Regions from separate parts of the Homo sapiens genome. Here region 1 is linked to region 2. A link is an interaction called in ENCODE POLR2A ChIA-PET data of the cell type or tissue named here. Cell type or tissue: HepG2. All regions are shown on one strand. Each heading gives the region's core, and the rest is flanking DNA. Links, peaks and the distances in the headings are about the cores only. Region 1 overlaps TTC38 (tetratricopeptide repeat domain 38). Region 2 holds the start of MIRLET7A3 (microRNA let-7a-3).

Evidence for each region. Peaks named below come from ENCODE experiments on the same cell type or tissue, not always from the same donor. Only the 100,000 strongest peaks of a DNase experiment are listed, where the experiment ranks them.
Region 1: POLR2A ChIA-PET joins it to region 2 with 11 read pairs; 3 of 35 experiments call an interaction of 5 or more read pairs at or near these places.

What each region holds. Positions count from the first base shown.
Region 1 is chr22:46,269,721-46,284,453 of GRCh38, reverse strand. It overlaps TTC38 (tetratricopeptide repeat domain 38), which reads right to left. Exons shown (of 14, transcript NM_017931.4): 3 at 12,038-12,119; 4 at 10,385-10,556; 5 at 9,033-9,206; 6 at 5,793-5,868; 7 at 2,736-2,855; 8 at 422-481. Among named protein-coding and RNA genes, the nearest start is that of TTC38, 9.1 kb to the right of the region's middle. In HepG2, for the core only: no CTCF peak of the experiment used is centred there; no DNase peak of the experiment used is centred there.
Region 2 is chr22:46,098,684-46,113,199 of GRCh38, reverse strand. LOC124905135 (collagen alpha-1(III) chain-like) reads right to left here. Exons shown (of 2, transcript XM_047441696.1): 2 at 1-14,516. The coding sequence starts at 9,720. The coding sequence ends at 8,611. It overlaps MIRLET7BHG (MIRLET7B host gene), which reads right to left. Exons shown (of 5, transcript NR_110479.1): 4 at 3,847-3,933; 5 at 1-3,436. It overlaps MIRLET7A3 (microRNA let-7a-3), which reads right to left and starts at 451; the gene lies at 378-451. RefSeq lists enhancers at 1,890-2,423, 8,029-8,543. In HepG2, for the core only: no CTCF peak of the experiment used is centred there; DNase peaks (open chromatin) are centred at 3,819 and 7,109; H3K4me3 peaks cover 1,222 bases.

The DNA.
Region 1 (14,733 bases), core at 3,277-11,276, 170 kb before region 2:
AGCTTCTAGCTTTTGTGCACGATAAGGAGCACTGCAAGTGACAGTCTTGTACATGGAACCCTGTGGCGGAATCACTGGGGTCAAGGGTGTCCTGAGCAGCTGCCCCATAGCCTGGCTCCCGTTGGAAGATCTCATGGCCCAGGCAGGTACACCCTGCGGAGTTGGGGCTTGGCTCTCCACTCCAGCCACAGGCACTCGCTCTGAATGGTCTCTGCAAGTTATACACCACAGATGTGATTTCCAGGCCTCCACAGTGAAAAAATCCCTAAAAAGGTTGAAGCCTAGAGTGCTCTTTGGAAATGTTAATGCTCCATTGCATCAGGGCTCCAACGGATGTGAATACATAGCAAAAGCTAGAAAAATCTTTCTCCCTCTAGACATCTTTATAGGATAAGACAGTGCAAACAGATGGTCACCTTACCTTCTCAATCAGATATAAAGCCCAGTGCCAATAGTTATGACAAGCCAACATATCAGAGTCCTGGAGAAAAAAAAAAAAAGAGAATTTATGAAAAGTCTGAAGGCCTATGGGAAAAAAACAAATGTTGTTTTGTGCTAATGCAGAAACCATCATCTTTTTTTTTTTTTTTTTTTTTTTTTTTGAGACTAAGTCTGGCTCTGTTGCTCAGGCTGGAGTGTAGTGACACGATCTTGGCTCACTGCAACCTCTGCCTCCCGGGTTCAAGCAATTCTCCTGCCTCAGTCTCCTGAGTAGCTGGGATTACAAGTGTGCACCACCACACCCGGCTAATTTTTGTATCTTTGGTAGAGACAGGGTTTCACCATGTTGGCCAGGGTGGTCTCGAACTTCTGACCTCAGGTGATCCGCCCGCCTCAGCCTCCCAAAGTGCTGGGATTACAGGCATGAGCCACCGCGCCTAGCCACAGAAACCATCATCTTTGAGTGCAGGAAACAATATTCTGCACTAGGTGCCTCCAGGCCACATAATCTTCTTCCATTCCGAAGGGCGGTGAAGAAATTATGCTGCATTTACCAAGGAGGAAACTGAGGCTAGGGGAGGTTCCCAACCTACTCGCCTGAGCTGGGGAGCAGCAGCCCCAGGACCGGTGCAGAGGAAGTTACTTCAGCAACTCCAGCTTTGCCTTCCTCACATGTGAAGTTGAGAAAAGGATTAACAGAACCACTCCACAGGGAGGTGCGAGGCCCATGGGTGCCTAAACAGCTCAGGGCACTTGGATAAAACTGCAAGGATCAGCCGGGCACAGTGGCTCATGCCTGTAATCCCAGTACTTTGGGAGGCCGAGGCAGAAGGATCAACTGAGCCCAAGAGTCCAAGACCCACCTGGGCAACATAGGGAAGAGACCCTGTCTCTCTAAAAAAAAAAAATTTTTTTAATTAGCCAGGTGTGGTGGCACGCACCAGTAGTCCCTGCTATTTGGGAGGCCGAGGTGGAAGGATCGCTTGAGCCCAGGCGGTCGAGGCTGCGGTGAGCCCTGATTGTGCCACTGCACTCCACCTTGGGCGACAGAGAGAGAACTTGTCTCAAAAAAAAACAAAAACAAAAACCTGCAGAGATCAACAGGCCCAGGGCCACACTCCAACAGGTGCTGGCAAAGCCCCGAGAGCCAGGGGAGTGGGTGGTATGTGGGTGGCTACCTTAGGCTGCCCTCAGTATGAAGCAGTGTTAAAGTAGGACCTGTGCTGGGCTCAGAGCTGGCCCCTGCTAGGGTATTTCCAAGCTCAGGAGACTGGACTCGTGATCCTCAACAAGCTAGAGTGCCCAGCACTCAGAAACCTCAAACAAACCTCAGTGTCCCTGAGAAGGGAACCTGACCACTGCCCCCTTGACAGAGCCGAATCTGGAGGCCCGAGGATCCTCCGCAGCAAGGCTCAGACTGCATGGCCCCTGCTTGGGAGCCAAGTGCACACCCTTCCCTGATTTCTTGCTGCCCCAAATACAAAGCAGGTATTCAGTAAACGCTGAGTGAGCGACGCTGTGTCCCTGTCCCAGGGGAGGCCCCATCTCCCTTGAGCCCAATAGGCTCACCTGATGCAGCCCCGTCTGTCCAGAGGGCCCACCTCCACCATGGTGCTAGCCTTTCCTTCCCTGAGGCCTCTGCAGGCGTTTCTGCCTCTGCCTGGACACCACCTTGCCTCCCCTGGAAAGAGGGACTGACAAGGCCTCCTGCACAGCCCATGTCCGCCTTGTACCTGGGCTCTAGGACACCAAAGTAAGCAGCTCTCCTCTCCCTCACAGGCCACTGTAGGCCTTGGAGGCCTTGCTCAAGCTAGTGACGGGCTAGGATGCCCTCCATCTTCCCCCTCTGTGTGGCACACACCTGCTCATCCTTCAGTAGCCAACTCAGAGGTTGCCCCCTCCAGGATGCCTTCCCTAGCCACTGTCCCCCCAAGCCCAGTTGAGTTTAATGCTTCCTCTGCGTTTCCACATCCCACAGAGGGTCCCCGTCATGGTGCAGCTCATGTGCTTTGAAGAGGCTGCTCGCTCCTCCTGACCAGGCCCTGTAAGGACAGAGAAGTCTGGGCTGGACCCTCAGTGGAGTCCCTAGGGCAAGGTATGGGCCTGGGGTGGGGACTGGAATCTTGATTGCATTCTGCTCAGCAGCCAAACACCTGAGGCAGGTGCAGGTGGAGGAGGAGAGGGAACCCCGAGAATTAAGCCATGCCCTGTAACTCTTGTCCATAAAGCCTTGGCCTGACTCAAGGGGATGCACTGAATTTCCCAGGGAGGTGACCCATTGACAAGCATCATACCTTCCAGAAGGTCTCTGAGTGCTGCATGAATTCCAACCCATCCTTGATCTCTGCTTTCATCTCGTGGATGTGAGCGACGGTGTGCACCGACCATGCGTCTGTCGGGTTAATAGATAAAGCCTACGCAGGGTGCGGGGAAGAGGATTCCAGATAAAGCAGATCAGTCAGGCTGCCGGGGCAGGCGACGGCAGGTCTCTAAGGGGCAAGAGGGGCCTGGGCTGAACGGGGTGGAGCAAGTGGGGGGGCGGGGCTCTGACTCAAAACACTGACAATTAGCACCACTTCCTGCCTGCCCGGGCACACCAGCTCATGGGTCTCACTGCCCAGTTCACAGATGAGGAAGCTGAGTCTTAGGGAGGCTATGCGACTTCACCCAGCTGGACAGCAGCAGGATCTTTCTAAAGCCAGGGCTCAGACCCAAGCCCACAGCATTCTGCATACAGCTGAGGTGCTTGCAAAACATACCCGCCCTCTCTGGGCCTCAGCTGCCGCCTGCCTGGAAGGCCACGGATGCTGCCTTTCTCTTAGAGAAGTGGTTACTGCCCATGTGAACGTGGTGTGAACTATCAAGTCCTCCAGTGGCTGTGACTGCCTCTTCCCACTACCATATATGTGAGGACACGTGGCTTTCTGGGTGCAGAAACAGCTGGCTCTGAGGTTATCACAGTTCATGACAACAGCCGCTCCCATGACCTGTGAGCTTGACAGCGACCAGCGAGGCAGGCAGGACTCATGGAATGATCCTCCCCTCCTAGCCGTTTCTTTCTTCTATTTATGTGTTCAGCTCATGTTTGCTAAGCATCTACTCAGCCACAGTCAGAGCTTAGAAAATGGAGCAGTAAACTGAGGCTCACAGAAGCCCCATTGCCTGGCCTGTGCCCAGGTCCCCCATGCCAAATCATGAGTTCCCGCCAGCCCCACTGCCTCAGTCTCCCCACGCCTTTCATAGGGGTCCAGAAGCCCCAAGCTCTTCTGCCCTGGCCCAGCACCTCCTGTGAGGCTTTTGGCAGGAGGTCGGCCCCAGCAAGCCCTGCCTCCCTGCCCACCACTCAGCTTTTGTGGGCCCAGCCCACTCCATGTGGGAACAGAGGGAAAGAAAGTGTGTCTGTAGGGGACCGTGGGCACCCCTGGGCAGGGGCTCTGAGTACAGGACACTTGGGCACAGTCTAAGCAGGGCGGGCGTGGGGCCCCGAGACGGGACCCTGCTAAGCATGCTGCTTTCACGAATGGCAGGAGTGAAGGGTGGTGGCTGTCACCAGCTCTGATGAGCTGACTGGCATCTTCCCTCTCTTGGAGCCCTCCCATGGTTCCGTGGGAAGGAGTCCAAACTGCATTCCCAGGCTACAAGGCCCAGCAGAATCCAGTCCTCACCTGCCCCTCTACAGCCCTGGCTCCTGGAGCCCTGGCTTGCCGCCTCCTCCCTAAGCCTCCACCCATTGAGCCACTTGGATGGAGCTCCAGGTCCCCAAGCTCTGTGGCTGTGCCTGTGCCTGCCGCCTGCCTGCTCCTGCCCTGGCTCCTCCTACCCTCACCAGCCTGGGGCTGCAGACACAGAGCCCATGTGTTACCACTCCTGGCCCCATCACAGCCTGCTTTTCCTGCCCAGTAGTTGTCTGTGGGGTGCTGGTGTTGAAGACAAAGAGTTGGTGCCTGCAACACAAGGGACAGGAGGCGAAAGGGGAGCAATGGAGAAGGGAGGGGACCCTATCCACCACTTCTTGCTCCTTGCAAGGCATGGGCTTGCATGTTTTTTTGGCCACCCTCAGTGCGGGGGACTTGCCACATCTGGTTTGCCACAGCTACCCTTGTCCAGAGCTTCTCCAAATGTCCCAGGAGCTCTCAGGTGCCCAGATGGATGCCACCCACAGGAGGGCCCAGCTACCATGGTCTCCAAGGGACTTTCCTACAGCTGACCCCTGGATGGTGCTGTCTGGTCACCCAGGCCATGGAACCAAGACTGTCAGAAAGCCACTCGGGTCCCCCACCTGCCCTGACTCAGAGTTAAAGCAAAGAACACATCACTCAAGCCTCAAGTCTCGGATTCTGTAATCAGAGCAGTCTTCAGAGAGCGCAGCGACCCTTGGGCCCCAATGCTGTCTCCCAGAGAGGATGCTGCAGGCCGACTAGGGCAACTACTGGGGGAAGAACCCCAGCCAGGATGTTGGGAGGCAGGGCCTGGAGCAGGCAGCTGAAAGGACAGCCATTGCCAGGTAGCCTGGGTAGAATCCGGCTCTGCCATCTCTGAGCCATGTGGTCTTAGGCAGGCTCTAGCCTTGGCCTCTGAGCCTTGGGCCCCTCATCTGGGCAACAAGGAGTTGGACATCACGTGGGCAGAGCTGTGTGGATGCAAGCAGACACACATGAAGTGCCACACAGAGCCGGGCACAGGAGCAGCTGTCACTCCCTTGTGCATGGCAGCCCCTCCATGGGCCTCAGTTTCCACTCCTGCAAGAAGAGGAGTAGAGGAGAGGGACCCCCAGAGCGTGAGACCATTCGCGCCCCAGGCCTGACAGCTGCAGCCTGCCACCCAGCCCTGGGCCCAGGTACACATGGGCACCCAGCAATGATCATGACTGGCGATCATCACTCAGCTCCCTGAACCTCTGGTGCCGTGAGTGATGCTTAGAAATGCGAAGTTCAGGAAGGAAGAGCCAACGCTTATTTACACTTCTCCTCCTACAAAGTCCTGTCCCAGCAGGGCAGTGTGGGCTCCGGAGCCAGGCAGAGCTGGTGGGAGCCCAGACCTGCCATTCTGTGCAACCCTAAGTGAGCAGGCTGACCACAGGCTCCCCGTACCCCATCAACCTCATCTGTAGACGTGGATCCAGTGTTAGCCAAGGAACGTGGCTCTGGGGACTTTGGGGGGGCCACAGGTGAATGACAGCCCCTGGCGGGCGGCAGCTGCTCACACTAACATGAGCTCCCCAGTCTCTCTGAGGAAGTGAGACCAGGGATGGGGTTCGCCGGGGTCACACACGAATGGTGCCCCTCATATGCCCTGGTCCAGCCAACGGCTACTCCCTGAGGGGTCAGGCACCTTAGGAAGGACCCACTTACCTCTTTGGCGAGTTTTTCTGCCTGGTCGTAGAAGTTGGTTTCCATCAAGCCAAAAGAGTAGATGCCTTTCACATAGCTAAAAACAGAAAAAAAGATCTCAGAATACAAAATGATGGATGGGTAGCAGGTTGAACTGTGTCCCCGCAAAGATACACTGAGGTCCTAACTGCCAGCACTGGGAATGTGACCTTTTTTGGAAATAGGGTCTTTGCAGAGGTAATAAGTTTAGAGGAGGTCATACGGGATTAGGGTGGGCCCTAACGCAATGACTGGTGTCCTTACAAGAGGGCCGTGTGAAGACACAGATGCCGAGGGAAGGCGGCAGGTAAAGACCAAGGCAGAGTGATACAGCTGCGAGCCAAGGGACTTCAAGGAACTCTGGGCACCACCAGAAATTGGAAGAGGCAGGAAGGACCCACCCCTGAGGCTCTGAGGGCACTGCCCTTGCTGACACCTTAGATGGGACTCTTGGCCCTCAAAGCTGTGAGTACCTGTCTGCTGCTCCAAACCACCCAGTTTGCAGCCCTTCGCTACAGCAACCGCAGGAGACTGATGCAACCTCCAACCCCACGCCAAGCTCTGTGCTTGTCAGCAATTCCATGCTTCTGACTGGTGAGGGGCAAGGTGAACATTACATCCGCACAATCATCCCCAAGCCCAGCACGGAGAGCGGCCCTGCTCCTCAATTAGCATCCCACCTTCTAAGAATCAACACGGGTCTCCACTGAGAGTAACAAGGGTCTCCTCCCGCTCCTGTCTGCATGGTGACATCCACCCAGAGGCATGACCCAGGGGCACCTCCCTGGGAAGCCTCCGTGACCTGTGGGCTGTCAACAGCTCCTCCTTGACTTCTGCAGTGCTGTACACAGTCCCCTGCCCGGCCTGGAATGCACTCAGTGAATGGCCGGGTCCTCCCCAGACCTGGAGCTCCCACAGGCTGGGACCTGTCTGTCCAACTCAGCCTCAGCCCAGGCCCAGCCCAGGATGGGCTAGAAGACACTGCTGAATAATTGCACGCTTCCAATCTCTCTCTTTTTTTTTTTTTTTTTTTTTTTTGGAGACAGAGTCTCGCTCTGTTGCCCAGGCTGGAGTGCAGTGGCACAATCTCAGCTCACTGCAACCTCCGCCTCCTGAGTTCAAGCAATTCTCCTTCCTCAGTCTCCTGAGTAGCTGGGATTACAGGCACATGCCACCTCGCCCAGCTAATTTTGGTATTTTTAGTAGAGACGGGGTTTCACCATGTTGGCCAGGCTGGCCTCAAACTCCTGACCTCAGGTGATCCACCCGCCTCGGCCTCCCAAAGTGCTGGGATTCCAGGCATGAGCCATTGCGTCCCGCCCACACTTCCAATCTCATCTGCAACTGCGCACCCGAGTATCTAGGGTGGTCACACATGAAACAAGTTTTCTTTCCTGTGGTTTCTCGGGGTTAAGTGAAAACAAAATAGGGCAATAGGGCTTCTGTTTGAGACTAAGATGTTAGCTTCATTACTTTGCAAGAAGACTGATTCTAGCTTTTGTTATTCATTGAAGCAATGTTCTTAAGCACTGGCTTCCAGAGTTATCTTTAAAATGTATGTGTGTGTGTGTGTGTGTGTGTGTGTGTGTGTGTGTGTATGTATATATATGTATTGTTTACTGGGGTCATTTAATCCTCAACACTTAAGCTATTTATTGTATGTTTGCTGTGTGTCAGGTACTATTAGGTTTCATGACGGTTAATTTTTATCTGTCAATTTGGCTGGCCCGTGGTGCTCAGCTGTTTGGCGAAACACCAGTCTAGGTGTTGCGGTGAAAGTATTTTTTATATATATATATGTTTATATATATATATATATTTAATATATATATTTTAATATATAATTTTTAATATATATTTTAATATATATTTAATATATATTTTTAATATATGTATTTTATATATATTTTTTTAATATATATATTTTTAATATATATATTCTTTTAGATACAGAGTCTTGCTCTGCTGCCCAGGCTGAGTGCAGTGGCATGATCGCCAGCTCACTGCAGCCTCAAACTCCTGGGCTCAAGGGAACCTCCCGCCACAGCCTCCTGAGTAGCCGGAACTACAGGCACATGCCACCATGCCTGGCTAACTTTTTTAATTTATTTTTTCTTTTTGTAGAGACAGAGTCTTGCCATGTTGACCAAGCTTATCTCAAACTCCTGGGCTCAAGCAATCCTACCGCCTCAGCTTCCCAAACAGCTGGGATTACAGGCATAAGCCACTGTGCCCAGTCTCGTGAAGGTATTTCTAGATGCGATTTGAGTAAAGCAGATTACCCTCCATGTGGGTGGGCCTCATCCAATCAGTTAAAGGCCTTAAGAGAAAGACGGAGGCCCCTAGAAGAAGAAATTCTGCCTGCAGACTGCCTCCAGATGTAAGACTAATGCTGACTCCTGCAGCGATTTCCAGCTTGCTGCCCTGCCCTACAGATTTTGAACTTGCCAGCCCTCACACTCACATGAGCCAATTCCTTAAAATAAATCTCCATCTCTCTCTCTGTCTCAGAGCTCTCTGGGCTTCTCTGGAGAGTGCTGACTAAATAATACAGCTTATTAACCTGTCCGAACCTCACAACTATTCTGTAATGAAGCTGCAGTGAAGTCAGTCCTGTGTGGTGGTCACTGGGGCTGTTCATGCACATTCCAGGCCTTCTTCTCTTCCCAAGCACACGGTAGAACTGTACTTCCTGGTCTCTTGTGGGTGGGTGAGGTCATGTGATCAGTTCTGGCCAATGACTTGGGAGTGGCAGGGTATCCTTTCATTCTAAACCTTTAATTGCCATTGTAAGCCCCCCAAGGAAAGCTTGCTTTTCCCTCTTAGTGACAGGTATGTCCAGAGGGCAGTTGCTTCATCAGCTGGGATCCCAGATGGAGACAAGGACATGGTGGCAGAGCCCTCAGCCCTTCTAAGGTAGCCACGTAGTATGAGTGAAAAATAAACCTTTGCTGTAATAAGCTTTGGGGAAGAAGAACCAGGGGATGTTTATTACTGCAGCAAAAACAATCCCATGCTGACTGATACATAATGGTACTACCTCATTCACAGGTGGGATGAAAATCAAGTGAAGAAAATGAGGCCTTTGAACTTTAAGGAACTAGGAGAATAGCAACAGTGGTCCCATTATTTTTAGGACAGGGCCAAGAGAGTCACCATATTTTTAGGGCAGAAAAGAGAGATTAAGAAACAGAAATAATGTGATTTCCAGCTGGCACATACCTGCTTAGGGGGATGTCAGGTGTCCAGAAGGGGTAAATTCGAGCAACAGAATCTCTCATCTGTTCCTGATAGCCCAGGTAAAAATAAGCATCATGGGAAAATTTCAGGGCCAACATGTCTGTCGGGTGGTCCTGGAGAATCTGTTCCCATAGTTCACAGGCTTTCGGAAAGTTCCTGGAAACCGAGAAAGATTTCTCACCAACGCTGAACACATAGTCCACCCACACAGGGAGTGTAAGAGGCATTGTTTCTCACCAGTGTCATGGTCTACATGGATGTGTTTTTTTAAAAATCAGTTTCTGACTGGGTGCGGTGGCTTATGCCTGTAATCCCAGCACTTTGGGAGACCAAGGCAGGTGGATCACGAGGTCAGGAGTTCAAGACCAGCCTGGCCAAGATGGTGAAACCCCATCTCTACTAAAAATACAAAAATGAGCAGGGTGTGGTGATATGTGCCTGTAATCCCAGCTACCCGGGAGGCTGAGGCAGGAGAATCACTTGAACCCGGGAGGTGGAGGCAGTGAGCCGAGATTGCGCCACTGCATTCCAGCCTGGGCGACAAGAGCAAAACTCTAAATAAATAAATGTAAAAAAATCACTTTCTATGTTAGGTTGTGAATCAGAAAACAAACTGAAAACCCAGTGGGAACTTTTACTCTTTAGTTCAATTTAAAAAAAAAAAAAAACTGGTTTAACAAATTGCCAAAGATAATCCCAGTGGAGACCGTGAGACAGCCACAGGAAGTCTCTGAGGTGGAACCCACACCTGGGCTGACTTACCAGGAAGACCAGGCCGCACCTCCCCAGTCTCAGGGTTCGGAATCCCTGAGTCCCTGCACAATCGGCTAGGGTCGCCTAACTCTGCAGGGCATCTCGCCTGCCTGAGCAGACATGGGGGCTGTCCCGGAGAATGAGGGAACCAGCATAGGAACAGCGGGGGGATGATGTGAAAGTCAGTGCAAGAGCAAGGAACTTATGGGTGAAGATTTGATTTGATTGTTTATTTCTCACTAGAAGAAGCATGTTTTCTTCTCTCTTCCCTAACCTAGTAATTTCTGTAGTGTGACCCTATTATTTTTGTAAGGAAAATAATATATAATTTACTTAATGAAACAAAGCAAGTTACTTTGGACACTAAGTTGGGAATCTTCACCAACTGCTTCCTCACTCAGCACTCCACCAAGAATAGGGAAGCAGACAGGATGCGATTTTCCATCAGAGCATCTCAGGAGGCAGGGAGAGAAGCATTCTCCCACCCCGCCCCCGTCCCAAGGGCATCAGGAAAGGGATACCCTGCCACTCCCCCAGCTCAGCCTCAGGGTGCCAGCTCCCAGCCCAGGGAGGCCCCTCACCCATTGGCAAATGTCTCTACTGCAGACACGTGCAGCTGCTCCCGCCTTGTCAGCGGCTGGGTTCTTGAAATCTCCACCATTGTCTTCACAGCCAGGTCCAGCTCTTTGTCCAGCTTCACGGAGCTTCCAGTGCCAATCAGCACAAGGCCAGTAGCCATGGCGTGGCCCATCACTGGTGGGAGGTTAGAGAACGGCTGGTGGTTCAGATGGTCCAGCTCAGCCCATCCCAGCCCAGACTCCACATGTCACAGAGACACCCCACGTCCCAGGAGGGGCCAGCCAGGCAGCAGCAGGCTGGGCACTGTGGCCCTGCCTACTGTCTAGAACTCAGCCTCGGCTCTTGTCAAGCATGGAGGGAACTGCAAGCCTAAAGGCACCCTTGAACATTTTTCTAGTGAGGGCATTCTGCTGAGTGCCAGTGTCTAAAGCACCTTCCCCCTTCAATGGATGAGCCACTTAGAGGCTGCCTGCAGGCTCATCAGCTGACACTACCGCCACAGCCAGCACACGGCTCCCGGGAGGCATCAGTGGATGCTGCTCATAAGGGGCTGGACCAAGGAGGCCCCGGAGCACAGAAGTCATGATCCCATCTGTGCTGCTCACACATGCTAAAAGTTAGGGTGGGGGTGAGTGCCTTGTGGCCCTCGCAGCAGCCTTGCTGGCAGGAGTGCAGGCCCCCAGGCCCCACTGTGGGAGAGCCAGGGTGTCCACTGGCATTTGGAACTTGGTCACTGGCTCAGGCCTGGGACCCAGGACCCAACCATAGTGTGCTAGGACCACCCATGTGGACCCTGGAAAACAGCTGGTGATTCCGATGGTCGAGCCCAGCCCAGCCCAGCTGATGATTCAGGTGGTCGAAGCCCCCTGATCAGGGCTCAAGGTCTGCTCAGAGAGTCCGAGCCCACCCCTGGCTCCTGGCTCCCCATGACTGGGTTTGGCTCCCCCGTTCTCCCCCAGTTATTTCCTTGTTTGTCTTCTCCAGGGCAGTACAAGTCCCCTGCCTTAAGTCTGACTAGGCTGCAGCAGGGTGAGAAGGGTGTCCCTGCCGCACTGACAAGAGCCCTGTCCCCTCATCAGACCTTCTCCCAGGCCCGGAACCTTGCCGCACCACGGGACCACCCACCTGCAATGCACTGTGCTGGCTTCCCCATGCCCGCTGTACACATGGCTTGCCTGGATGCCAGCCTCTGTCACCACCTCACCCTGGCCACTCTGGATGAGGCCTCACTGGTCCCCTGACGGAGGCTGCAGCAGCCACCTCTCATGTTCCAGGGGTCTGGGCCTTGGATTCAGGAAGCTTTATCTAATCCCAGGGGTCAACCACCAGCTGGGTGGCTTTAAGTACAGTCTTACTCTTGCCAACCCTCAGTTTCCTCATCTGAGAAATGAGATCAGCATCTTCATTCCCGAATTGATGGTAATTAAAGAAAAGATGAGAAAAATGCCTTCTGATAGAACCTGGCATCTTTATGGGAGTGACTGTTTTTCCAGACACAAAGGCAGCTGTCATCTTCTCTCCCTCTGTGCAAATGCCACCCTGGTTGCTGCCACCCAACCTGCCTTCCCCATCCCAACTGTGTCCCTGTGGTAAAGGAAAGAGAGGGGCTGGATGTGTGAAGCGGGGCTCCTCCACCCAGGGAAGGCGTTACTCACCAAAGGTTGGATCTGCTGCTTTGAGCTTTGACAGGCAGCCCTCGATGCCACCGAGACTCTTGTCATTGGTCCATTTTACATACTGAAATGGGAAAAGCAAAACAAGTCCTCACGGAGCCCTTGGATCATTCTAACAAAGGTGGCTCTAAATCCAGGTTTACACTTTGGGAGGCCGAGGCGGGCAGAACATCTGAGGTCAGGAGTTCGAGACCAGCCTGACCAACACGGTAAAACCCCATCTCTACTAAAAATAGAAAAATTAGTGGGGCGTGGTGGTGCATGCCTGTAGTCCCAGCCACTTGGTAGGCAGAGGCATGAGAATCACTTGAACCCGGGGGCTGAGGTTGCAATGAGCCAAGATTGTGCCACTGCACTCCAGCCTGGATGGCAGAGAGAGACTGTCTCAAAAAACAAAAAATAAAAATAAATCCAGATTTGTTTTTCTTTGTAGAACACTGAGTATTTTCTGGACTCTAACCCAAAGAAGGCATAACCTGGCTGATAACTTTCTTCATACGAAGAAATGAAATACACATCACCCAAGGCACACTTTCTAGGGCTAGGGATGCTGCATTTCCAAAAAAGAAACATCAAAAGGCAGGTTCTGGCTGGGCGCGATGGCTCACGCCTGTAATCCCAGTACTTTGGAAGACTGAGGCGGGTGGATCACTTGAGGGCAGGAGTTTGAGACCAGCCTGGCCAACATGGCAAAACTCTGTCTCTACAAATAATACAAAAATTAGTCAGGCGTGGTGGCACATGTCTGTAGTCCTAGCAACTTGGGCGGCTGAGACTTGGGTGGCTGAGACAGGAGAATCGCCTGAACCTGGGAGGTAGAGGTTGCAGTGAGCTGAGATCGTGCCACTGCACCCCAGCCTGGGTGACAGAGAAAAGGAAAAAAAAAGGCCAGGTGTGGTGGCTCATGCCTGTAAGCCCAGCACTTTGGGAGGCCGAGGTGGGCGGATCATGAGGTCAGGAGATCGAGACCATCCTGGCTAACACGGTGAAACCCCCGTCTCTACTAAAGATACAAAAAATCAGCCGGGTGTGGTGGTGGGCGCCTGTAATCCCAGCTACTCGGGAGGCTGAGGCAGGAGAATGGCGTGAACCCAGGCGCCACTGCACTCCAGCCTGGGCGACAGAGTGAGACTCTGTCTCAAAAAAGAAAAAAAAGAAAAAAGAAAAGAAAGAAAAGGCAGGTTCCTCCTGACAGGTGACCTGCTCCACATCGGCTTCTTCTGCCCTAAGAGGAGCCCTGAAGTTGGTCACGATAGGAATATTCCTGCTTCTTATTCATTCGTTTTAAAAATATTCACAGAAAACATTTATTTTAGAGAGTTAGAAAGACACAAAAGCTGAAAGATAAAACTTACCCAAAGCTCATTTTATCATTTTTTTTTTAATTGAGACAGAATCTTGCCCTGTCACCCAGGCTGGAGTGCAATGGCACGATCTTGGCTCACTGCAACCTCTGCCTCCAGGTTTCAAGCAATTCTCCTGCCTTGGTAGGAGAATCCCTCCTTAGTAGCTGGGATTACAGGTGTGCACCACTGCGCCCGGCTAATTTTTTTTTTTTCTTTTTTGAGATGGAGTCTTGCCCTGTCACCCAGGCTGGAAGGCAGTGGCACTATCTCAGCTCACTACAACCTCCACCTCCCTGGTTCAAGAATTCCTCTGCCTCAGCCTCCCGAGTAGCTGGGATTACAGGCCCATGCCACCATGCCCGGCTAATTTTTTTATATTTTTAGTAGAGACAGGGTTTCACCATGTTGGCCAGGCTGGTGTTGAACTCCTGACCTCAGATGATCCACCTGCCTCAGCCTCCCAAAGTGCTGGGATTACAGGCGTGAGTCACCGCGCCCAGCGCATCATCATTTTTAACAATTTGCTGTATTTGTACCTGGTCCTTTACTCAAATGCCTGTTTTAAAAAAAGTCCTAGACCTATAATCACACATTAGATTTTAAAATATGCCCTTTCAGCTGTCTAACCTACATCTACACAGAATTAGTACGTGTATTTTTTTTTTAAGACAGGGTTTGCTCTGTTGCCCAGGATGGAGTACAGTGGCACAATCACAGCTCACTTCAGTCTCAACCGCCCAGGCTCAAGCAATCCCCCTGCCTCAGCCTCCCAAATAGCTGAGACTATAAGCTACGCAAGCATTTTGACAAGATACAGGAGGGTTGGCACAGAGATTTAAAGAAGCCAAGTTCTAACACAGGACAGCACAGAGACACCAATACACGGGACAAAATATACCCAGGCTGGGAGGATGAGCTGCCACTGATTGGGGATGTGGTGTGTAACAAACTGAGTACTAGGGGCCGGGCACAGTGGCTCACGCCTGTAATCCCAGCACTTTGAGAGGCCAAGGCAGGGGAATCACAAGGTCAGGAGTTTGTGACCATCCTGACCAACATGGTGAAACCCCGTCTCTACTAAAGATACAAAAAATCAGCTGGGTATGATGGTGCGTGCCTATAATCCCAGCTACTTCGGAGGCTGAGGCAGGGCAATCGCTTGAACCCGAGAGGCAGAGTTTGCAGTGAGTCAAGACTGCGCCATTGCACTCCAGCCTGGGTGACAGGGCAAGACTCCGTCTCAAACAAAAAACAAATCGAGTACTCTACAGAGGCCGGCGAGATACAGGAAGGGCAAGTGAGCCAGGTCAAACACAAAATAAACAAACAACT
Region 2 (14,516 bases), core at 1-8,000:
AGCCTGGGCCTGATGGCGGGGGGAGTGTTGGGGAGTGTTGGGAGACAGAGGTCAGACAAACAGCTGCGTGGATCGCCTCTCTCAGTGCGGCTGGGGCAGAGGGTGGGGTCGGCTCAGCTCTCCTCTGCCCTCGATGCTCCACACTGCATCTCCTTCCATCCTCATTTGCCTCCATTTTACAGAGGAGGAAACTGAGACCCAGAGAGATCAGGGGCCTGTCCAAGGTCACACAGCAAGTGGCACCTAGGCCTGTCAGACTTCTCAGTGTAGGCGGCCCCTGCCCCCGACTGCTGCCAAGGCTGCCCCCAAACCTGGCCCTGCCCGCTCCCAGCCAGGGTTCCAGACGCTCTGTCCACCGCAGATATTACAGCCACTTCAGGAAAGACAGTAGATTGTATAGTTATCCCATAGCAGGGCAGAGCCCCAAACTATACAACCTACTACCTCACCCCAAAGGGCAGTCGGTCTTGGTGCCGATGGGACTCCGTGGCTTCCAGAGGCACCTCCTGGGGACGCGGGAGGAAAGAGGGCTGAGGAGAACAGGGGCTCGAGGCTCGGCAGGCCACACGCACCAAGGGCACAGGGATTCTGGCGGGCAGGCGCGGTGGGCGCAGGGGGCTGGGACGCCGAAACCCTGGGAGTGGGGACATTGTGGCCAGCACCAGCAGGGACGGGAGCCTGCAGGAAACCACCAACCAGAGAGGGACGAGGAAGAGAGAAAGGAGGAGGGAGGGAAAGCCCTGGCGGCATTTTGCGACGCTGTCACAGGCAGCCGGCTCCCTCTCATCTGGACAGGAGTGGCCATAATGTCCCCAAGGAACTCTGCACTGGAGACCCTAGGAGGAGGGCTGTCATCTGTCGAAGGCCAGCAAGACACAGGCATGCGAGTGCCCACCCTGCTCGGCCCCCTCCCTCCCCGCACAGCGCCACCAGAAGCAGCACTCGTGGCCCCCAGGCTGGCTGAGTAGCGGCTTCACGGGCGTGCCGTCTCCTCCCACTGGGCAGGCAGGCATCCCTCCCCAGGGGCCCTGGTTCTGGCCCTGCTGTGCAGGCTGGCCTGAGCTGACCGCACTGCAGGAGGTGGCGGGAAGGTTCTTTCCTTCCTTGAGGGAAGTGGCCTCTAGGGGAGAGCAGCTGGGGGGGTAGTCACAGACCCTCAGGTCCACCCAGGGTCCAGTGCCTGTCCCTGCGGGTGCTGGCACACTCAGTGCCCTAGCTTGGGACGCACAGGGCTGGGACAGAGTGTAGCATGAGGATGACACTGAGAGGGCCTCGGGGCTCCCCTAGCAGGGGAACGTGGCGAGAGACGGGCCTCCCTAAGCCCCGCCTATCCTGGGCCTGGTGCAGGGTCAGCCTCAACAAATGCTAATTGTGGCTACCACCTTCCTGGGGAAAAGCTGAGGGGGCAGATACGACTGTCAACCCCTCTTAAACAGGTGAGGAGACCGAGGCCCAGAGAGGCAACGTGACCTGGATGTCACACAGCCAAGGGGGCAGCAGAGTGAGGTCCAAATGTCCTGCTCCCTGCCAAGCTTTTTTTTTTTTTTTTTTTTTTTTTTTTGAGATGGAGTCTCACTCTGTCCCCCAGGCTGGAGTGCAGTGGCGCGATCTCGGCTCACTGCAAGCTCCGCCTCCTGGGTTCACGCCATTCTCCTGCCTCAGCCTCCCGAGTAGCTGGGACTACAGGCGCCCGCCACTACGCCCGGCTGATTTTTTGTATTTTTAGTAGACAGGGGGTTTCACCGTGTTAGCCAGGATGGTGTTGATCTCCTGACCTCGTGATCCGCCCGCCTCAGCCTCCCAAAGTGCTGGGATTACAGGCATGAGCCACTGCGCCCGGCCTGCTTCCTGCCAAGTTAAACGGCATGCTAGCTCTCAGCTCCCCATGCCCAAGTGGACTTGAAAGGTCTACCCCAGCCCTCCTTCCACAGCCCATCCTGAGCAGGCTGCCTACTCCAGGCAGGCCCCAGGCTGGGCTGGACCATTTAATCCTCACAGCCCTGGTAAGGCTGAGATCACGGATCCCACTTCATAGTGGAGAAACTGAGGCTCAGGGGGTGCTGAATCTCTAGCTCTAGGTGTCTTTGCTCTCAGAAGTTGGTCGGGGAGGGGGTCTGCTTGCTCTCTGGGCACGTGTCCTACTCCCTCCCGAGGGGCACTGGAGCAAATCCCAGGTCCTTAGCCAGCAAGGAGACCGCTGAGGCTCACACCTGGTGCCGCCCACCCAGAACTGGAGACTGAGATGCTGACTCACCCAGGAGTGGGGACCAGGAGGGCCCCGATGCAGCCCGACCCTCCTCTGTCCCAGCATCATCTCGCCTGGGGTCGCGAAGACCCCGTGTTCCCTCAAGGCCTCAGAACAAAAGCGGTATGAGAGGGTCTGGGGGTCCTGCTCCCCTGCTCCAATTCTGGGTCCCCTGGCTGGTGGGCAGGACCAAGATGTCCCTAAGGACTGTCCGGGCAGAGCCAGCCAGGGTGGGGTGAGGGCTGAAGGGACAGTGGCTGAGGGTCTCCTTGGACCCTCCCAGCTGTGGTGAGTGGCCGGAGGGGGAAGATCAAGGCCATCCCAGCTCCTCTGAGCTGAGGCTGACTCAGGCTGTCGCACACCTCATGATCAGCTCCCAGTCAGGTGGTCCACCCTGAGTGTCCCTGCGTCTGCCCCCATCTGCACCCCCGGGAGGTGCCTTGGGGGAGGCTGTGGGGTGGGTTGCACCCTAAGCACGCACTCTGGGCTCCTGACTTAATCTCTGAGACCCCCACCCCCTCAGGCTGGACTGGCCACCTGGGCTGGCTGGGTCCCCTCACACCTACTGGGTTCTGACTCATGGTCCCAGCAGGCTAAAAAGGGGGTGGGGCAGGACAGCCCAGTGGGCGGAGCTGTGAGAATCCAGGCCGGCCTCTGGGCTATGCTCTGGGCAGGTCTCATGCCCTCGTGAGCCGTGGTCTCCCCACTGAGGCAAGGGGTCAGCTGCCAGGGCCCCCGTCATCAGCCATCGGAGCTGGAGTGCAGGTGGGGACCACCATACTGATTCCAATGGCCCCAGCCTGGCCCCCACAGGTCCCCCAGGCCAGGACTTCAGCCTCCTAGAGCCTACAGTGCTCACCATGGGGGGACCCAGCCCACAGGTCGGGCTCTATAACGTGTGGCAGAGACAGAATGGGAGACAGGCCCCTAGTCCACCCTGGTCGTCACCACAAGTGCCCTCCCCCTGGGCCCCCAGCCCCACCTGGGAGAAGCAGATGTGACTCAGTTTCCCTCATTCGGCCTTTCTCGTTCTGGGCTAGACTTACCCAGGTGGCATCTTGAGTCATCCTGGGCGATGGCAGGTGGCCTCGGGGCATGAGGGCTGCACTCCAGGATGCCCGGTGGCTAGGTGACAGGAGAGGCCAGCGCAGGAGCTTCTGTCCCCAGGGAGTGCTCGAGGCAGGCTGGGCCCTGCAGACAGGCGGTGCACACAACAGAGCCCAGGGCCAGAGAGTGAGTCTTCAGGGTGTGGAGGTGAGGCTGAGCCTCTTCCACTCAGACGCCCTGCAATGAACCACGGCTCCTTCAGGCCCTGTCCAGCCTGAGGGGTGCACCACCAGGGTCAAAGATCACCATGCCCCAAGTGCACAGTGGGCAGATGAGGTGGGCCAACGGGGGGAGCTTGCTGGAAGAGTGGCGGGAAGACAAGAAGAGACATGGCTTCAGGGGAGGCCACAGCCTGGGCGAAGGTTTGGCTGTGAGACCATCAAGTCCCCACCTAAGGACCTCTGTGCCTGAGGGTGGGGCCTGGAGAGGACCGGGAGTGGCCTGGCTCTGAGATAGCCCTCCCTCCCTATCAGACCTCCCACGGCTCCTCCTACCTCCAGAGCCAGGATGGCAGGAGGCCCAGCTCACTGTGAGGAAGGCCAGCCCCAGGCAGGGGCTCCAGGTCAGCGCCACTTCTTGACCTGTTGGGTTTTAAAAACAAAAGTGACAAGTGTCAGCTCTGGAAGAGACGTGGCCTTACCCAGCTCTGAACCCCTTTGTGACCTTGGGCCTTGCCCAGCCGTCCCGCACCAGAACCGACACTCCAGCCTGGCCCGTCTCTCGCCTAGTGGCTCACCCACCCCTGTAAGGGCCTGGATGGAATGTGGAATGGCCTCCGTGGCCAGCCCTGTGTTGGACAATGCCAGGTCAGAGGGGACCAAGACCCAAGCCTGTCCTTGAGTGGTCAGTGGTCATGTCCCCCTGCTGGGAAGCCTGTGCCCTGCCAGGCTGGTGCCTGGATGCTCTAGGGCCCAGAGGAGGGCAGCAGGATGCACAGGGGGGACAGCCTGGTGCTGCTTTCCCGGGTGCCTGGCCTGTCAGCAGGTGGCTGGACTATGGAGGGAGGGGTTAAGCCCCCATTGCACCGAGGAGGATGCTGAGGGTCCAGGGGGGCTGTGGCTTCCCCTGGGACCCAGGACGAGGAAGGCTTGGGGTTCTCCCACGAGCGGAAACCCCCGGGAGGGGCCCACAGCATCCAGTCTGGGGCTGCAGGGCTTCGGCAAGGTCTTGTCCAGTGAATGAAAACTTCACCTCACGCCAGCCCATTCTGGCAGGAGTGCCCTTGCAGGGTGCGCACGGGGTGCAAAGGCCAGGGAGGTGCATCCAGGCAGGAAGGGATGTGGGTCCCCGGGGCTGAGCCCAAGACGCTGGATGGGAGCAGACATACCGTGGTTCCCTGCAGCCCTGTACCGTGTGACCTCGAGCAAGAGCAGCCCTGCTGGGGACCGGGAGAGTCACCCACCAGGCTATTGAGGGGCCTGTGGGGACACTGGGTGGGGGGTGCCCTTCCCTCCTCCTCCCTGAGCACCAGCCCTGCCCACGCTCCCAGCCAGCTAGGCCGTCTACCACTGTTGACACCCTCTCTACTGTCTCTGCCCCTCCCCAGCATGCCCGCAGCCCGGGCTCCCCCTCCAGCCTCCCAGAGCAGCAAGTGTCCCGGGCAGGCCTCTGCTCCCAGCATTGCCCTGGCCTGTCCCTCTGCCAGGCACAACCACCCTGCTTTTTCCTGCTCCTTTCCCCTGAGGGCCCTGTGTTCCCTGGTGAGTCCCAGCTCTGCCCGCAAGGCTCTAGGACTCGCATCTGGACCACCCAGGCCTGCAGTGGTCAGGGAGCCTGAATGTGGCAGTGCCCGCTCCGGGGGACTCTGAGGAGGGTGTATGGACACATTTCCTGCACACCCAACCCTGCTGTGCTCCACAGGACCAGGACACAGATGCTGTGACCTCAGCGGGCTCCACCCCCACCGCAGGAGGATCTGCACGCAATCAGGAGAACTCCAGCCGACAACCAGGGCTTTCTGGGGTGTGGGGTGGGGAAAGACTGATGTTTCAGCTTCGTGACCCACTCATGGAGCCATTTCTGAGCTGGTGGGGAGAAGGCCAGTTGCACGTGTTGTGGGGTGTGTGCGGGGGTGATCTCCAGGCCCACCTACCTGGCAGCCCTGGGGGTGAGCATGGGGCTCAGGCCTGGGGAGACAGCAGGAATCTCCCCTTTCTCAGGAGGCTTCCTGAGACAGACCAGAGAAACCCTTCGCAGCCAGCCTGGATGAGGGCTGGGAGGGCCATGCAGCGTAAACGGTGCTCCTTGAGCAGAGCTGACGGGGAGTGAGCAGTCGGCAGGCGCTCTGCCATCTGCCAGCTGCCACCTCCCGGGCGCTGCCCCGGCCCCACGGTGTCTGCCCGTGGGCAGGGTGCCCGGCAGGCCCAGGCGGGGGAGGGGCCGGGCCAGCCAGGACAGGTGTGCGGAGGCCTCGGTGGGCAGGTGGCCATTTCAGGGCCGGGCGGATGTCTGGAGCAAGTGAGGCAGACAGACGGTGTCACCCCGAAGTCACCTCGGGCTTGGCTCAGGGCCACTGGGAGCCGGACCCCCCCAAGGAGCACACCCCCGCCACCCTGATTGGGTTTCTCCCCATAAAGCGGCCAGTGTCTCTGCTCAGCAAGCCGTGCCAACAATGGATCTGGGAAAAAGACAGGGAGGGGTGGCGTCCGGGGGCTAGGACGGGAGGCGGGCCTCCTGCAAACACGGCCCAGAAAGCTAACGAGACACACACGGGGCAGCCTGCGGCTCTGGCTCGGCCGCAGCAGGGCAGGGACCAGGGCGAGGTGTGGGAAGCATGTTAAAAGGACCAAAAACCCAGCCATCAGCAGAAATATCTGATTGCAAAATTAAAAAAGAAAATCAATGCAGAAACGTCCATGATCTAAAAATATCAAACTTAAATCAAGATGGGACGGGTAAGGGTTACTGACCTCTCCTCTGGCCTCAGGCTGCAATACAGCTAGGCCGCCCACAGTCTCACGGTCCCCAACAGCATGCCATGGGGACGCCGCGGCAAAGCCACAACTGGAACTGCACTCCTCAGATCCAGGCTCCTCCCCCGGCCCTGCACACTGCACGCAGGTGGGAAGGGGGTGCCCCCAGGATGGAGCGTGGCCCGGACCCCAGGGCTGCCTTCCTTCCAGGGCTGCCTTCCTTCCAGGGCTGTCTGGGGTCCCAAGGTCCCCTCACTGGCCCTCCTGTTAGCACCCTCCCTGTCTGGCTTCCCCAAAACTGACACCCACGTGCTCCGGGTCAGGGTCTCCACCGTCGGGGGTCTGTGCCCTGTCTAGCTTCCTGCTTTCCTGTTCTCTCATAGCCACTAAGTTCTCAGTGGGGGTGGGGGGCAGGCTCAGGGAATGTCCACTCCCTGGGGCAGGGGCCAGGCCTGCTGTGGCCACATGTCCTGCACCTAGAACAGGGCCAGAGGTCCAGCAGACACCAACATTGTGGCCACAGGTGTCAGCGTGGAAGCTCACAAGAGTAACGCAGCACCCGAGACACCTGAGGGCTGGCACTGGCAGGGGAGGACCCTGCTCTGCAGACACACCTGCGTCCATGGGGCACAGCCCTGGGGGCTGCCAGGCTTGGTTCTGACCTGCTCTGTCTCCCTCAGTGATGGGCCTGGGATGGGGTAGGTTAACCCCTCTGGGCCTCAGCTGCCTCCTCCGTATGATGGGTCAGGACGCCAGCCCCCAGGGCTGTGGGGAGAATCCGGGGAAGCTGCTCTTTAATGCTCCCGGGTTACGCAAACAGGCTTGCTTGGAGTCCAAAGGGGAAAAGCAGGAATGCGGAGCCCGCTCTTCTCCTGTGGGGATCTCTGTCTGGTGTTTAATCATTAGGCATACTTTTAACCTCAAAGGCGTGTACTTATCTGAAAACATTCTTAATTCAAGCCACAGTCTGGGTCACAAGGTGGGGAGGGCAGGAAAGAATCGGGGGTGGCAGGGGGCGGTGACCAGATGCAACTACATCATTAAAAATACCCCAGCCTGAACCCCGCCCTGTGGTCACCCCACCCAGCAGCAACTCCCCACCAGAGACCAGCCCTTCTGCGGTGGGGGGCTTTTCCTGCCGGGAAGCCTGGGGCTCCCGTGTGCCCCAGGAGGATGCGGGCCTGGCCTGGCATGTGGGGCGACTCTGGTCTGGGCGGGCAGGCGGGCAGCATTCCTCCTTCCCATGCCCGGCTGGGTTTTCCCAGGGTGAAGGCAGGGCCTGGGCAAACTTCGTTTCGTGGTGACGGAATGTTCTGTCCAGGAACCACAGGGAGAGGAGTCTGGGCGGGGTGTAGGGTGGCATCCAGAGACCTTCCCAGGCCTCAAGGGTTTGGCTGGGTGCCCGGCAGGTGTCTGGGGAAGGGTCTCCTCCAGCGAGGAACTGACCCACGGCCACGTGGCGAACACAGGCCACCGTGGGGTCCACCCGGCACCACCCCATGCTGCCCAGAGGACCTGCGTCGACCCCTAGAAAAAGCACACACTCATCAAACGCCATTCTCTGCTTCACGTGGTGATTTCTCCTGCCTTCTTCTAGGAGGCACACTGCCCTCCAGGGGATCTTGTTGCAAGGATAGCAGGAACCGATGTGTGGCCAACCCCACAGGGCTCCCACAGGGCTCCCACAGGGTCCACCTGCCCCCTCCCCGCCTGGCCAGGGGCACAATTGTCCTCCACGGCCAACACCCAGCATCTCCCTGATGCTGCTCTGCAGCCACCCTGGCCCCTGGGGGTTCCTGGAGACCGTCCCTTCGGAAATGTGCCACTTGGGATCCTCTGGCTACTGGAAGGGCAGGTGCATGGGCCTGTGACGGGGCAGGAAGCAAGCTCAGAGGCTCAGGAGAGGCCGAGGGGCTCTGGTGGGGAGGGAGATGCTGTCTGGAATGGCTGAGGTTGCGGGGATGGGGCCTGCAGGAGAGTGGGGGCTGTGGAGGGGCCCAGGAGGGAACAGGTCCTCCACTCCTGTGTGTCAGAGACTTTGGCTGGCCCCAACACAGGGAAATCCTGGCCAGAGTGCGGCCCTGCCCTCTTCCTGAGGATGGCGGTGCCCCTCTCTAAGCCAGAAGTTGGGCCGGCCACTGAGAGACCCACTCCCGGCCGGGCCAGGCCAGGAGCGCGATAGGTGCAGCCGTCAAGGCCTGAAGGCGTCACCCCTGCAGAGGTGCCGGGAGCCCAGGTGGGCCCCACACCCGCCTGAGCTGCCCTCGGCCCAGGGCTCCCCCGCCAGCGAGGCTGTACTGGCCCGGCCCTGGCTCAAGGCTTCTCCGTCTGCTCAGCAGGGCTGCCTCAGGGTGGCGAGGGGCCGGCAGGGCTGGGTGAGGGGCCAGGACTCCCGGGCTGCCTTGCCAAAGGCTGGCTGGTGCCAAGCCTGGGGCAGCCACGGCCAAGGCCAGACTGGGCGGGGGCCGGCGCTGGGCTCTGTCCAGGCCGCCAAGGGCAGGCAGGCAGGCCATGGCCGCCCTCCCTCCCAGGCCTCTCCAAGGCCACGGCCACCTCAGCCACAAAATGGCGGCAGGCCGGGCGGCCATTTTGCAGAGCGCTTGGAAGACAAAGGCCGCCGCGGGTGGGAGTGGTGATGGGGCCGGGAGGAGCAGGAGCCACCGGAAAAGCAGCACAGTGCCCGCCCCGCGCACGGCCCCAGAGACAGGCAGGTGGGCCCTTCTTCTGCCTAGGCTCCCAGCAGCCGGGGCTTCTAGAGGCCTTGTCGTCCCGTCTAAGGGTCTTGCAGTGGCCCCGGGGGACTGGGGGCTGCCTGGGGCACTGATGCCCTCCCATGTTGCAGCCCAGGTGGCCTAGCCTGAGGCATGACCTCTGGGGGAGGTGGCAAGGGCCTACTGAGCCTGGGCTTCCGGATTCAAAACCTTCTTTTGCCCCCAGACCCGGGGAGGGCCGCCCCTCATTTGCCTGAGGTTGGAGTGGTCCCCAGACAGGCGGCTCGAGGGCCTGGCCTGAACTCCGGGGACCACTGTGCCATGAAGTGGCTGCCACGGGAACGCTGGGGAACCTGCTCCAGGGATCGGAGGCTGCTCCCCGCTCCACCTTCCACGGCACCCCCCCAACAGCGTGGAACTTTCGGGGCCCTGCCGACAAGGGTCGGGGGTGGGGCCCACTCGGCCCCTCCTGGAGCCCTGCCCCAGCCAAGCTCAGCACCAGCCACTTCCCAAACAAGCCCCGAGCCCCGTCCTGCTTATCTGCCTGGTGACCGTCTGTCCACTCCCCTCTTGTGTCCCCTTCTCCGGCCTCCTCTGGACAAAAGGCACGGGCCCCATTGCCCCCAACAAACACTCGCTGGATGCAGAGTAGAGCCTGGCAGGCAGCACCTCCAGATCCAACAGATGGGCGGCCCCAGGGTGCCACAGGGACGCCTTCCTGCCCCCGCCCAGCAGTGGTCTCCATGTGTCTTCACCAGATCTTATTGGGAACCCAAAGGTCCAGCAGCGAGGCTGCTCTTGGGCTGGGGGTGCAGCCACATGGCACTCCCTCCCGACCTGCACAGAGCAGAAGCCTGTGATCGTCACCAACCCCACTGCACAGACTGGGAGGCCAAGGCCCAGGGCGGCCGAGCTGTGGCTGGCAGAGGGGTGTTTGTGGGGCCGCCGGGTCAGGGGAAGATGGTACTCACACACCTGAGGACTCAGCCCAGGCCTCTGATGGGGACCGCCGATCCAGAGCCACGGGCAGGGCCTTCATCAAAAAACAAGAATGAAATTAGGGAAAAGCCTGCACAGTGTTCATGGGGTGGGGGCTGCCTGGGTGACACAGGGCAGCATCAAGGGCAGGTGCCACTGTCCCCATCACCGTGTCACCAGTTGCCCTGACGACTCTCTGGGTGTGAACGGCACAGCCACCTCGCCTGTTCCCGGGGCCTCTCCCACGTGGCTGCTCCACGGTGGGGCTAGACCAGCTGCACACCGCAGGCTCCTGGGCACATGCTCCCAGCTGGGGACCTGGCCGGTGTGAATGCTTTGCCACTGTGACACACCCACCAAAGCCCCTCACACCTGGTGACTCACTCAGTCCTCGTGACAACCTGATCAAACGCAGGAATGGAGCGGCTCTTCCTTCCCCCACAGCCACAGCCAGCGCAGGAGCAACTGTGCTCCCCATGTTTCAGGGATGAGGGAACGGGGACCCAAAGAGGTTTACCTGCCGGCGCACGGGCACTAGGAGGTCCTTCTGTGTTGGGTGAGCCCAGGAAGCCCCCATCAGGAGGCCCGTTTTCCTTTTTCAGGGACAGCCAAGGGCCTCTGACTCCCCAGTTCTCGAGGCCAGCCCAGCTGGGTGGGTGAGGTGTTTTTGGAGAAGGGCACGTCGTACCCGGGACAGCTGGAGCAGCGACACGAGGCTGCGGGATGAACTGGGAGCCTGCTCCTTCCCAGAGCTGGACATGGCAGTGCTTTCAGCTCACTACTGTGTGGGGAGCAAGGCCCCCAGCCTGGGCCATGCCTGAGGCCAGGTGCCCAACCAACCAGGCCAGGGAGGGAAGCCAGAGCTGAGGAGGCAGCAGCCTTGGCCACTGCCAGGAGCACTGGGGCTGGGGGCCTGGCCCACCCCGGCACCATCCCGGCAAGGGTCTGAGTGGCAGGGCCTGAACCCACTGCACAGCCAGACTTCGGAAGGCTCGGCCCAGACCCCAGACCTTCCCCGCCCCTGAGGGATCTGGTGGCCCCACACCTTGGCGAGACAACGTTCATGGAACCCAGAGGTGTTTCTACTGCGGGGCAGCTTGGGGCCAGGGCCCTGCTCTGCTGTATGCCAGCCTGGTGGCCAGGGCAAGCCCCGTGGGCTCTGGGAGCCTCAGGGGAGGGGCACTCAGCAGGGCCATCAGGAAGAGGGATGACTCCATGTGACTGGCTCAGGGCTTGGCCCACAGGAACTCCTAACAAATCTGAACCGAATCAAGAAGGTGTTTCACCCAGGTGAAACCTGCAACAGCAGGTGGCTGTCCTTGCACCCTGTCCCATCCCTCATCACGGTGAGGGCTCAACTTCATGCTCACTAAAGTTTCTCCCAGACAGAGAGTGCTGCTCAAAGCCAACAGGGAGGTGCCGCGTGAGGGCCATCACTCTGCATTTTGTCCATAAAGACAGCCCCGACTTACCAGGATCCAACTTAAGATTTCTCAACCCAAAGGGATATGAATTCAGTAGAAACCAACCACACTTCAGTACAGTGTTGAATAAATAACAGGAGATCTTCAACACTTTATCATGAATAGGCTTTGTGTTAGATGATTTTGCCCAACTAGAGGCTAACATAAGTGTTCTGAGCACGTTTCAGGGAGGCTGAGCTGAGATATGATGTTTGGTAGTTAGGTGTATTAAATGCTTTTTTGACTTACAATATTTTCAATTTACAGTGGGTTTCTCAGGACAAACCCCACTGCAAGTCAGGAAGCATCTGCATTTTCAGCAGGACTGAAAGATCAAATGCAGGGCCATTGTAAGGGCTTGCTTGCTTCTGTCTGGGTATAAAAAGGCATCAGGCTGGGCGCAGTGGCTCACACCTGTAATCCCAGCACTTTAGGCCAAGGCGGGCAGACCAGCTGAGGTCAGGAGCTCAAGACCAGCCTGGCCAACATGGTGAAACTCCGTCTCTACTAGAAATACAAAAATTAGCCTGGTGTGAGGCAGGCACCTGTAATCTCAGCTACTCTGGAGGCTGAGGCAGGAGAATCACTTGAACCCGGGAGGCAGAGGTTGCAGTGAGCCGAGATCGCACCACTGCACTCCAGCCTGGGAGACAGAGTGAGACTCCCGTCTCCAAAAAAATAGAAAATAAAAACATTAAAAAAAATTTAAAAAGGCGTCTGGGTATTTGACATGAGAACAAACCTCTGTCCCCTCGACCTGCATGTGGAGGCCACCTGGGGCCGCTGCTGATGCCCTTCAACCTCTCGGGAGAAGAAAAAGTGCCACTCCACCATCTGCAGAGGCTGCTGAGGTCACACTGTGGTCCCCCGGGGCCCATTCTCAGGCTGTGGATGCCAGGTCCATTAGGCAGTCTTGGAGCTGGCCGATGTGGCTTCTCAGCATGGTTCTGCCATGGGGTGCCAAGCCATCACCCGTCTCACGTCTGGGTTTCCCATGCACCCACATCTGCACCCACTCCTGAAGGACAGGGCGGCCTCTCCATCAGCCAGAACCCAGGGTACCCAGAACAGGAACGAGTCCCTTCAGAAAACCAGCCAGTGCCGGGTATCAAGGGGGCCACGCGGCCGCCGGCTCTGGTTGGGGCTGTGGCTCCTGTTATTGCCACCAAGTGTGGGTGAGGCACGGGGCTAATGCCATGGTGTGGCCAGCAGGATGCCACCTCCTGAGCGTGAGGCCCATGAGAGGTGGGCAAGGCCGAGGGACCTGCCCGGCTGAGGCTTCCCCATCCTGGGCCAAGGCCTCCAAGGGGAGCAGTTTTGAGTCAGCTAAAAAACAAACGCTGCTGAAGGAGTCCCGGTCCCCATGGACCTTCAATGGCTCCCCCAGTCCAAGCCAGCACCCCAGAGGCCCTCCACAGCCCCAGCAGCCCCCAAGGCTGCAGGCCAGAGTAGGGCCAGGCTCCTGATCCCCAGTCTCCGTCTCTGCAAGAACAGTGTGGGACGGTGGCCCTGCCTTGCTGGTGGTCCTAACGGAGGGTGTGTGACCCCTGTGGTGATTACGCCAGCATCTGGCATCTGACGAGCACTGAGTAAGCACCTTCTGTGTGCGACCAGCCTCATCTTCCACGGATCATGCATATTGGGGTGCTGGTCCCAGCCCTGGACTGTCCACTCCCCTGCAGGCCTCTTCTCCTCCACTCCAGGCCCTTTCCCACACATCCTGAGCCTCAGCAGCTGCACACGGTGCCCCCTGCCCATGATCCAGGGGACACACCCTTGCAGCCTCCCTGGACATGTCAGTCCAGGCTTGGGAGTCAGAGACTCAGGGAGGGGCACATTCCATGCTCAGTCCTGTGTGAGGGACACGCCTGTGGGGTCTGTTTCATTTGGACCCTAGAGACCAACACTGCTGCCTGTGGGATGTCAGAGGGATTACATTAGGTGGTGGCCAGCTGTGTATACAGGGAGGGCTGGGTACAGGTGGGATGAGGTCCCACGGGCAGGCCTGGGCTTATGGTGGGTGCCAGGAAAACCCCAGTTCCGTTGACCAGATCGCCTTGGCCAAGACCCACTAGGTCCCTGTCAGATGCCTGGGGTTAGCTGCTCCCCCAGGCTGGTATCCCTGTGACAGCCCCACAGTTCCAAGGGCTGCCCTGCCCTGTCCTGCCTTGTGTCTCCTCTTCCCCAGTCCCTGCCCCTCTCCTGTCCCCACGCTGTTCTCCTTCCTCTGTTACCCTTCATCCCCTTTCTCTTCTGTCCTGCCCCTCCTCCCTGATTCCCCCAGGGGCCTCCCCCTACTCCCCACCTGTGTCCCTCCCCACTCTCCGCTCGGCTGGTGGCTCAGCCCTGCGTGCAGACACAAAGGCCCCGGGGCAGCGTCTGCAGAGTCTGGCGGGCAAGGCCGACCTGTAAACACGCCGGGCCCCAGATGGCAGAGGGGTCCGGGCCAGACACCGGCTGCTCTGCTCACATGCAGCAGCCTGGGGTCCTCTCCGCACAGCCTCGGGAGGTGGGCCCGCCCCTGGCCATGGCAACGGTGGGGAGGGGAGAATGCCAGTCCTGCCCAACCCACATGGCCGCACGGATGCCCCAGGAGGCAAGAATCATCGGCGACAGTCTGCACTCGGGGGCTGGCTCGCCAGGGCGAGGGGCCTCAGGCTGGCCGCAGCCTCTGAGCAGTTCCCAGCATGACAAGCCCGCCCCCGGCCATGGCCACCAGACAGCCATGACAGACAGCAGCAGGCAGGGGACATCTTACCTGCTGAGCCCCCAGCAGGTACTGCAAATTGCCCTGTAGTCACTGGTCCCCTAGGCTGCCCCTGGCCTCCCCTCCCAGGGCCCTTGAGACAGCTGGATCCTTGCAAACAGGAGTGTCACCCAACTCAGGCAGAAGGGAGCCCAAAAAACAGGGCCAGACCTGGACCAAACCCAGCTGCTTGGAGCCCTGGTCCCTCAGTTGCAGAAAGAAAGAGGCTGGTGGCCGCAGAAAGAGGCTGGTAGGGGCAAGGAGCAGGAGGCCGGGCTAGATCCAGCTGAGCCCGTGCCAATGGGCAGCAAGCACCTGCCTGGCTCCTTGGCCCCCAGAGCTCTGGGGCTGGTG